Regions from separate parts of the Homo sapiens genome. Here region 1 is linked to region 2. A link is an interaction called in ENCODE POLR2A ChIA-PET data of the cell type or tissue named here. Cell type or tissue: Panc1. All regions are shown on one strand. Links, peaks and the distances in the headings refer to the core of each region. The heading gives the core; the rest is flanking DNA.

Region 1 (3,340 bases), core at 303-2,802, 320 kb after region 2:
CTTATTAAGCAAACCTAGGATTTCTTTTTTTTTTTTTTTTTTTGAGACAGAGTCTCGCTCTGTCATCCAGACTGAAGTGCAGTGGTGTGATCTTGGCTCACTACAACCTCCGCCTCTGAGGTGCAAACAATTCTCCTGCCTCAGCCTCCCAAGTAGCTGGGATTACAGGCACCCACCACCACGCCCAGCTAATTTTTAAAACATTTTTTGTAGAGATGGGGTTTTCCCATGTTGGCCAGGCTGGACTCGAACTCCTGACCTCAAGTGATCCACCTGCCTCAGCCTTCCAAAATGCTGGGATTACAGTGTGAGCCACCTCACCCAGCCAAATTAAGCAAACCTATGAGTTCTAAAATGGCCTCTGAGAGGGTGTGCGGAAAAGAGGTCCTATCAAACACTAATACCGGGACTATAATTGGTAATCACACAGGAGGGCAATTTGGTAGTATCTATTAAAATTAATTTGTCACCAATGACCCAGCAATTCCACTTACCCTAGCGAAATAATCTCAGGTGTGCATGAGCAGGCATGCAAGAATCTGTACTGAAGGACTGTTTTTAAGAGTGAAAAACTGAAAACAACCAAAATACCCATCGTGCTCAACTGAATAATGGCGTCCACCAAAATGTCCACCTACTAATCCTTGGAACCTGTAAATGTGACCTTAGATGGCAAAAGGGACTTTGCAGATGTGATTAAGTTAAAGATCTTGAGATGGAGGGATTATCCTGTATTATCTGGGTGGGCCCTAAATGTACTCACAAGGGTGCTTATAAAAGGGATGTGGGAAGAGTGGGTCAGAGGAGAAGGCGATGTGATGACAGATGAGAGACTGCAGTAACATACTCTGAAGATGGAGGAAACAGCAACAAGCCAAGAAATACAAGTGGCCACAAGAAGCTGTGGAAAAGGCATGGGAACAGATTCTCCCCTAGAGCCTGCAGAAGGAACCAGACCTACCAATGCTTGACTTTTAGCCCAGTGAGACTCATTTCAAACTTTTGACTTCCAAAAATGTGAGAATAAATCCATGTTGCCTTAAGCCACGAAATTTGTGATAATCTGTTAACATGGCAACAGGAAACTAAGATACTCATCAATAGGGAATGTCTAAATAAAACTGTGGCATTTCTAGAGTCTTGTGCAGCACTTAAAAATAATGTGGTAGATATATATATGGAGACACAGAATGATCAAAACATATCCTTGAGTTTAAAAAGAAAGCAAGTTACAGAAAGATATGTCTAGTATGACATCTTTATGTAAAAAAGAAAAAAATAGAATGTGTTATATACACACCAAAATTTTAAAATGGTCTTGAAGAATATACACGAAAAAATTTTCACTAATTTAGCCAGGGCAAGAAGGACACAGAGATCCAAATTAGAGATGGTGCTTAAAAGGGACTTCAGTTTTACCTGTTATTTCCGTTTTGTCAAGAATGTATTCATGTACTACTCATAGTTTTTTTTTTAATTAATAGATACATAAGCTGTGCTTAAAATACAGGATCAAAATAAAAGTTACACAATTTCTGCAATTTCTCTCCTATGCATTTGTCCCATAGTTGATCACCTGCTGTTATTTACATTTGTCTACAACTATTGACTAAACATCTTGTAAAGCAGACTACACTCCTTGTGTTCACCCCACAACCACTGTTGTAAAACAAGAGGGAAAGGTGGGGAGGGGAAAGCATGGGGCACTTTCGGCAATTGACAGTACTTTCATAATTAACACCACAGTTACCTTCAGACCTAGGAAAGAAGAGATGTATGACCACCCACCCAGCAGCTCGAGCCAACAGGTAGTATTTTATGACAGTAAAGATGGAAGCCAAGAAGACAGATAATAATCAAAGCTGATTTATTTAGCAAGACCTTAGGTATACAATTGGAGAAAAACTGAAACAGAGACTATCTATTATCTCATCTGCCTAGCCACACTGCAAACAAATTGAGAAGGAAGAAAATTCCAGCCAGGCGCGGTGGTTCACACCTGTAATCCCAGCACTCTGGAAGGCCGAGGTGGGTGGAGCACCTGAGGTCAGGAGTTCAAGAGCAGCCTGACCAACGTAGTGAAACCCCATCTCTTCTAAAAATACAAAGCTAGCTGGGCATGGTGGCACATGCCTGTAATCTCAGCTACTTGGGAGGCCGAGGCAGAAGAATAGCTTGAACCCAAGAGGCGGAGGTTTTAGTGAGCCGAGATCACGCCATTGCACTCCAGCCTGGGCAACAAAAGAGAAACTCCATCTCAAAAAGAAAAAAAAAGGAAAGAAAATTCCAGCCAGGTACAGTGGCTTGTACCTGTAATCCCAGCACTTTGGGAGGCCAAGGCAAGCGAGTCATCTGAGGTCAGGAGTTCGAGACCAGCCTGACCAACATGGAGAAACCCCGTCTCTACTAAAACTACAAAATGAGCTGGGCGTGGAGGCGGGCGCCTGTAATCCCAGCTACTTGGAAGGCTGAGGCAGGAGAATCGCTTAAACCCGGGAGGCGGAGGTTGCGGTAAGCCGAGATTGTGCCGTTGCACTCCAGACTGGGCAACAAGAGTGAAACTCTGTCTCAAAAAAAAAAAAAAAAAAAAAGAAAAAAGAAAATTCCGCAGGGATCACCAACCAAACAAACAAACAAAAAACGATTCCACTACTATAGAAAAAATTATGTTGATGGGATAGTTTTGCTTTCAAATACAATAGGCAGCTGGCTGAATATGCATAAAATAACCTCCAAGCAACATAGCACCTTATAAAGAGAGTCAATACACTTTAAACATAATCACATCTTTTTTTTTTTTTTTTTAATATTTTGGTGTCAGGGAATCACTCTGTCATGCAGGCTGGAGTACAGTGGCACAATCATAGCTTACTGCCTCTTCCAGCTCCTGGACTCAAGTGATCCTCCCACCTCAGCCTCCCAAGTAGCCAACCACGCCCCGCTAATTTTTTTTATTTTTTTAAGATGGAGTCTCGCTTTGTCGCCCAGTCTGGAGTGCAGTGGCGCAATCTCGGCTCACTGCAAGCTCCGCCTCCTGGGTTCACGCCGTTCTCCTGCCTCAGCCTCCCGAGTAGCTGGGACTACAGGTGCCCGCCACCATGCCCGGCTAATTTTTTGTATTTTTTTAGTAGAGACGGGGTTTCACCGTGTTAGCGAAGATGGTCTCGATCTCCTGACCTCGTGATCCGCCCACCTGACCTCGTGTGATCCGCCCACCTCTGCCTCCCAAAGTGCTGGGATTACAGGCATGAGCCACTGCACCTGGCCCATGTCTAGCTAATTTTAAAATGTTTTGTAGAGATGGGATCTTGCTATGTTGCCCAGGCTGGTCTTGAACTCC
Region 2 (3,340 bases), core at 332-2,831:
CGGCATCCCAGGCTATGAACGCTTATGGACTGTTTCTTATACCCTTGGAAAAGTCTCTTAGAGATTAAAAGCCAGGTCTAAGAGGACTAACACTTCCTAGTCAGTAAATACCAGTTTTTAAATGCAACTTTCCAAGGATTCTATTAAACACGCCCATTCTAACAAACACAAATAACTCTCTACCTCTCCCTACCAGCCTTGGACAGTAAGCTTTGGTCTAAGGGCACTTGCTAGTTCAGCATGGTGCACCTTAACATGTGTACTTGTGACATGTGGTGACGTGCTCCTCAATAGTGTGCAGTCAGCAGACAAGATCACAGTTAAAAAATAGTTTTTCACTTACATCTTTCTGGTTGGAGTGAAAAAACCTGAGTGCGAAGTTACAGGATTGGGACGCAGCAGCATACTGACCTAGAGATTCAGCATATCGGGTCAAAAGATAACTAGATCAGAAGGAAAGAAGGAAAAAAAAAGACATGTTATACTTACTTACCTAGCTCAAGTAACAAATATTACGCTTCAAATTACTTGGCAAAAAAATAGCTAGGCATAAGAAAACACTAAAACATACTCCCACAGAAATGATCTAATTCACCAGTTAAAATTTAAAAAAAAAAAAAAAAAAAAGCCAAAAGTTAACTCAGTTTTGTGGGAGACCTAAAGTTCTGTAACTAGGCTTTCTTACACTCTGATGATTAATGACACATAAAAGTTCTAACAGAACATAATGCTGTCTTCCTAAAACAGCACCACAAACAGAGAAAATGCCATTAAGTGATACTAGCATAATAATAAAGAGTAGTCTAAATACAAGTTCAAAATACAAATTCAAACTTTGTTGAGGTCAATAAATAAATTACATGTGTCAACTTCAACTGCAAAGCGGAAATGAACACTTCAAAATAATGTGTGCTAAGAATAAGGGTTCAAAGTATATAGGTGTTTGCTATCTCTGGGGAAAACTCTCTTACATTTCTAAATTGTGCAAATTTTCAAATTACCACAAAATGCTGGGAGATATAAAAATCTTTCTGGTTTGCAATGGATCATAACAGGTTATTATTTAATCAGAAAGGCTTAATGTCACAATCAACTTTAAAATCTAAGTTAGAGTCCTGTGTACCCCACACTGGTATAGCTGGCTGCTCATTATTCAGAGTATATACTACCAACCCAATGGTATCATGCTGGATATGCTTAGCATCGAGGCTGGAGTAAAGATCCACCACTGGTTCAAATGCACCCAGCATACAGTAGATTCGAACAAGCAGCAATTTGAACTGAGCATTGGAAGGGCTATGGGTTAATCCCTCTTCCAGCAAAGTCAGGGCCTGCCACACAGTGGTCTCATCACCTAGAACCAAAATACAGCATTATCCACTGATCTTGACAGCAAATGAAAGCTTCCCAAAAACAAAAAACAAAACCTTATTGACATCATCACCCCCCCCAATAAATGAAGTTAAATGACAGAGAACAAATTTTAGATATACACCTGTAACCAAAATAGAGAATTTCGCCTCAACAGAGAGTCCTTCAATAGTTAAGTCTATTCTTAAACATGCCCACAGCAAAAACGATGCAGATTTTAAGTGGCCAGGTCTTGTGGGGGGATGTTATAGAATCTCACAGAATCTCAGATTCTGGGAAGAGATGGACTTTGAAGGAAAACTGGAGCTCAGCACCTTGCCCCTGCAGGATTTCCTCTATAAAACCCCAGACAGATGTTATCTATAGACATCATTTTTCTTCCATATGTAACTCTACTAACAGAATGGCAAATAGGATGTTTGAAAATATTTACTCAATAATCAAACTAAAATGATACTTTTTTTGGGTCTATGAAATTTCAAAAGGTACATGTATCTCTAGTCTTCAAGATTAAGTTACTTATTCTTTAGGATCCATCTAAAGAAAATACTATGAAATACAGATAAAGCTTTATATACAAAAATAGTTATCGTACTATCTAGTGATGTAATGATGGGAGGATGAGTAGGTAAATTATGGTAACTTCGACACATGGAAATGTCATATAACTACTTGACGTTAATGAAGAGTTTTTAATTACAAAGGAAAATGTGCAATAATGTTCAGTAAAACACACACACAGAAAATTCAAGTTAGTACAAAGAGTTGATCTCAACTCTTAAAATATGCACAAAGAGAGAGAGAAGAAGAAAACAAACAAAAATGTTAGCTGGACATGGTGGCTCATGCCTATACTCCCAGCACTTTGGGAAGCTGAGGTGGGAGGATCACTTGAGCCCACAAGTTTGAGACCAGCCTGAACAACATAGCTAGACCTCGTCTCTACTAAAAACATTTTTGAAAAAATTAACCAGATGTGGTGGTGCACACTGCCTATGGTTCCAGCTACTCAGGAGGGCTGAGGTTGGGAGGATTGCTTCAGCCTAGGAGGTTGAGGCTGCAGTGAGCTGTGATCATGCCACTGCACTCCAACCTTGGCAGCAGAGTGCAACTTTGTCTCAAGAATAGAAAAGGAAAAAAAAAAAGAAAAAAAAATGCAAAAGTGATAAGAGTGCTTTTGAGGTCCAAAAAAGTGAGATTTTAAGTAAACTACTTTCCAAAATTTATACAAGCTACTTTTACAGTCAGTAACAACAGCAAAAATGAAAGCACCATGCAGTAAGATTTTAAGGTAATATTCTATATGCTGTTTTCCAGAAGAAAAGAAAGATAGGCCGGGCATAGTAGCTCATGCCTGTAATCCCAGCAGTTTGGGAGGACAAGGCAGGGAGATGGCTTGAGCCCAGGACTTTGAGACCAGCCTGGGAAACATGGCAAAACCCCAACTATACAAAAAATACAAAAACTGGCTGGGCACAGTGGCTCACACCTGTAATCCCAGCACTCTGGGAGGCCAGGGAAGCGGATCACCTCAGGTCAGGAATTCGAGACCAGCCTGGCCAACATGGTAAAACCTCTTCTCTACTAAAAATACAAAAATTAGCCGGGCGTGGTGGCGGGTGCCTATAATTCCAGCTACTCAGGAGGCTGAGGCAGAAGAATTGCTTGAACCCAGGAGACAGAGGTTGCAGTAAGCCGAGATTGCACCACTGCACTCCAGCCTGGGACGGAGTTAAGATTCCATCTCAAAATAAAAATAAAATTTAATAATAAATAAAAAATTTAAAAAAATTTAAAATTAACTAAATAAATAATACAAAAACTAGCCAGGCATGGTGGCATGTGCCTATACTCCCAGTTACCCAGGAGGCTGAAGTGGGAGGATCCCTTGAGCCCAGGAGGTTGAGGCTACAGAGAGCTACTATGGTGCCACTGCACTCTAGCCTGGATGACAGTGTCTCAAAATAAA

The links. Peaks named below come from ENCODE experiments on the same cell type or tissue, not always from the same donor. Only the 100,000 strongest peaks of a DNase experiment are listed, where the experiment ranks them.
Region 1: POLR2A ChIA-PET joins it to region 2 with 11 read pairs; 3 of 35 experiments call an interaction of 5 or more read pairs at or near these places.

The regions. Positions count from the first base shown.
Region 1 is chr12:112,369,317-112,372,656 of GRCh38, forward strand. All of the region lies in intron 1 of HECTD4 (HECT domain E3 ubiquitin protein ligase 4), which reads right to left. Among named protein-coding and RNA genes, the nearest start is that of HECTD4, 11 kb to the right of the region's middle. In Panc1, for the core only: no CTCF peak of the experiment used is centred there; no DNase peak of the experiment used is centred there; H3K27ac peaks cover 420 bases.
Region 2 is chr12:112,053,215-112,056,554 of GRCh38, forward strand. NAA25 (N-alpha-acetyltransferase 25, NatB auxiliary subunit) reads right to left here. Exons shown (of 24, transcript NM_024953.4): 14 at 1,174-1,354; 15 at 344-443. The region is part of intron 1 of LOC124903022 (a long non-coding RNA gene); the gene reads left to right. Among named protein-coding and RNA genes, the nearest start is that of MIR3657, 17 kb to the left of the region's middle. In Panc1, for the core only: no CTCF peak of the experiment used is centred there; no DNase peak of the experiment used is centred there.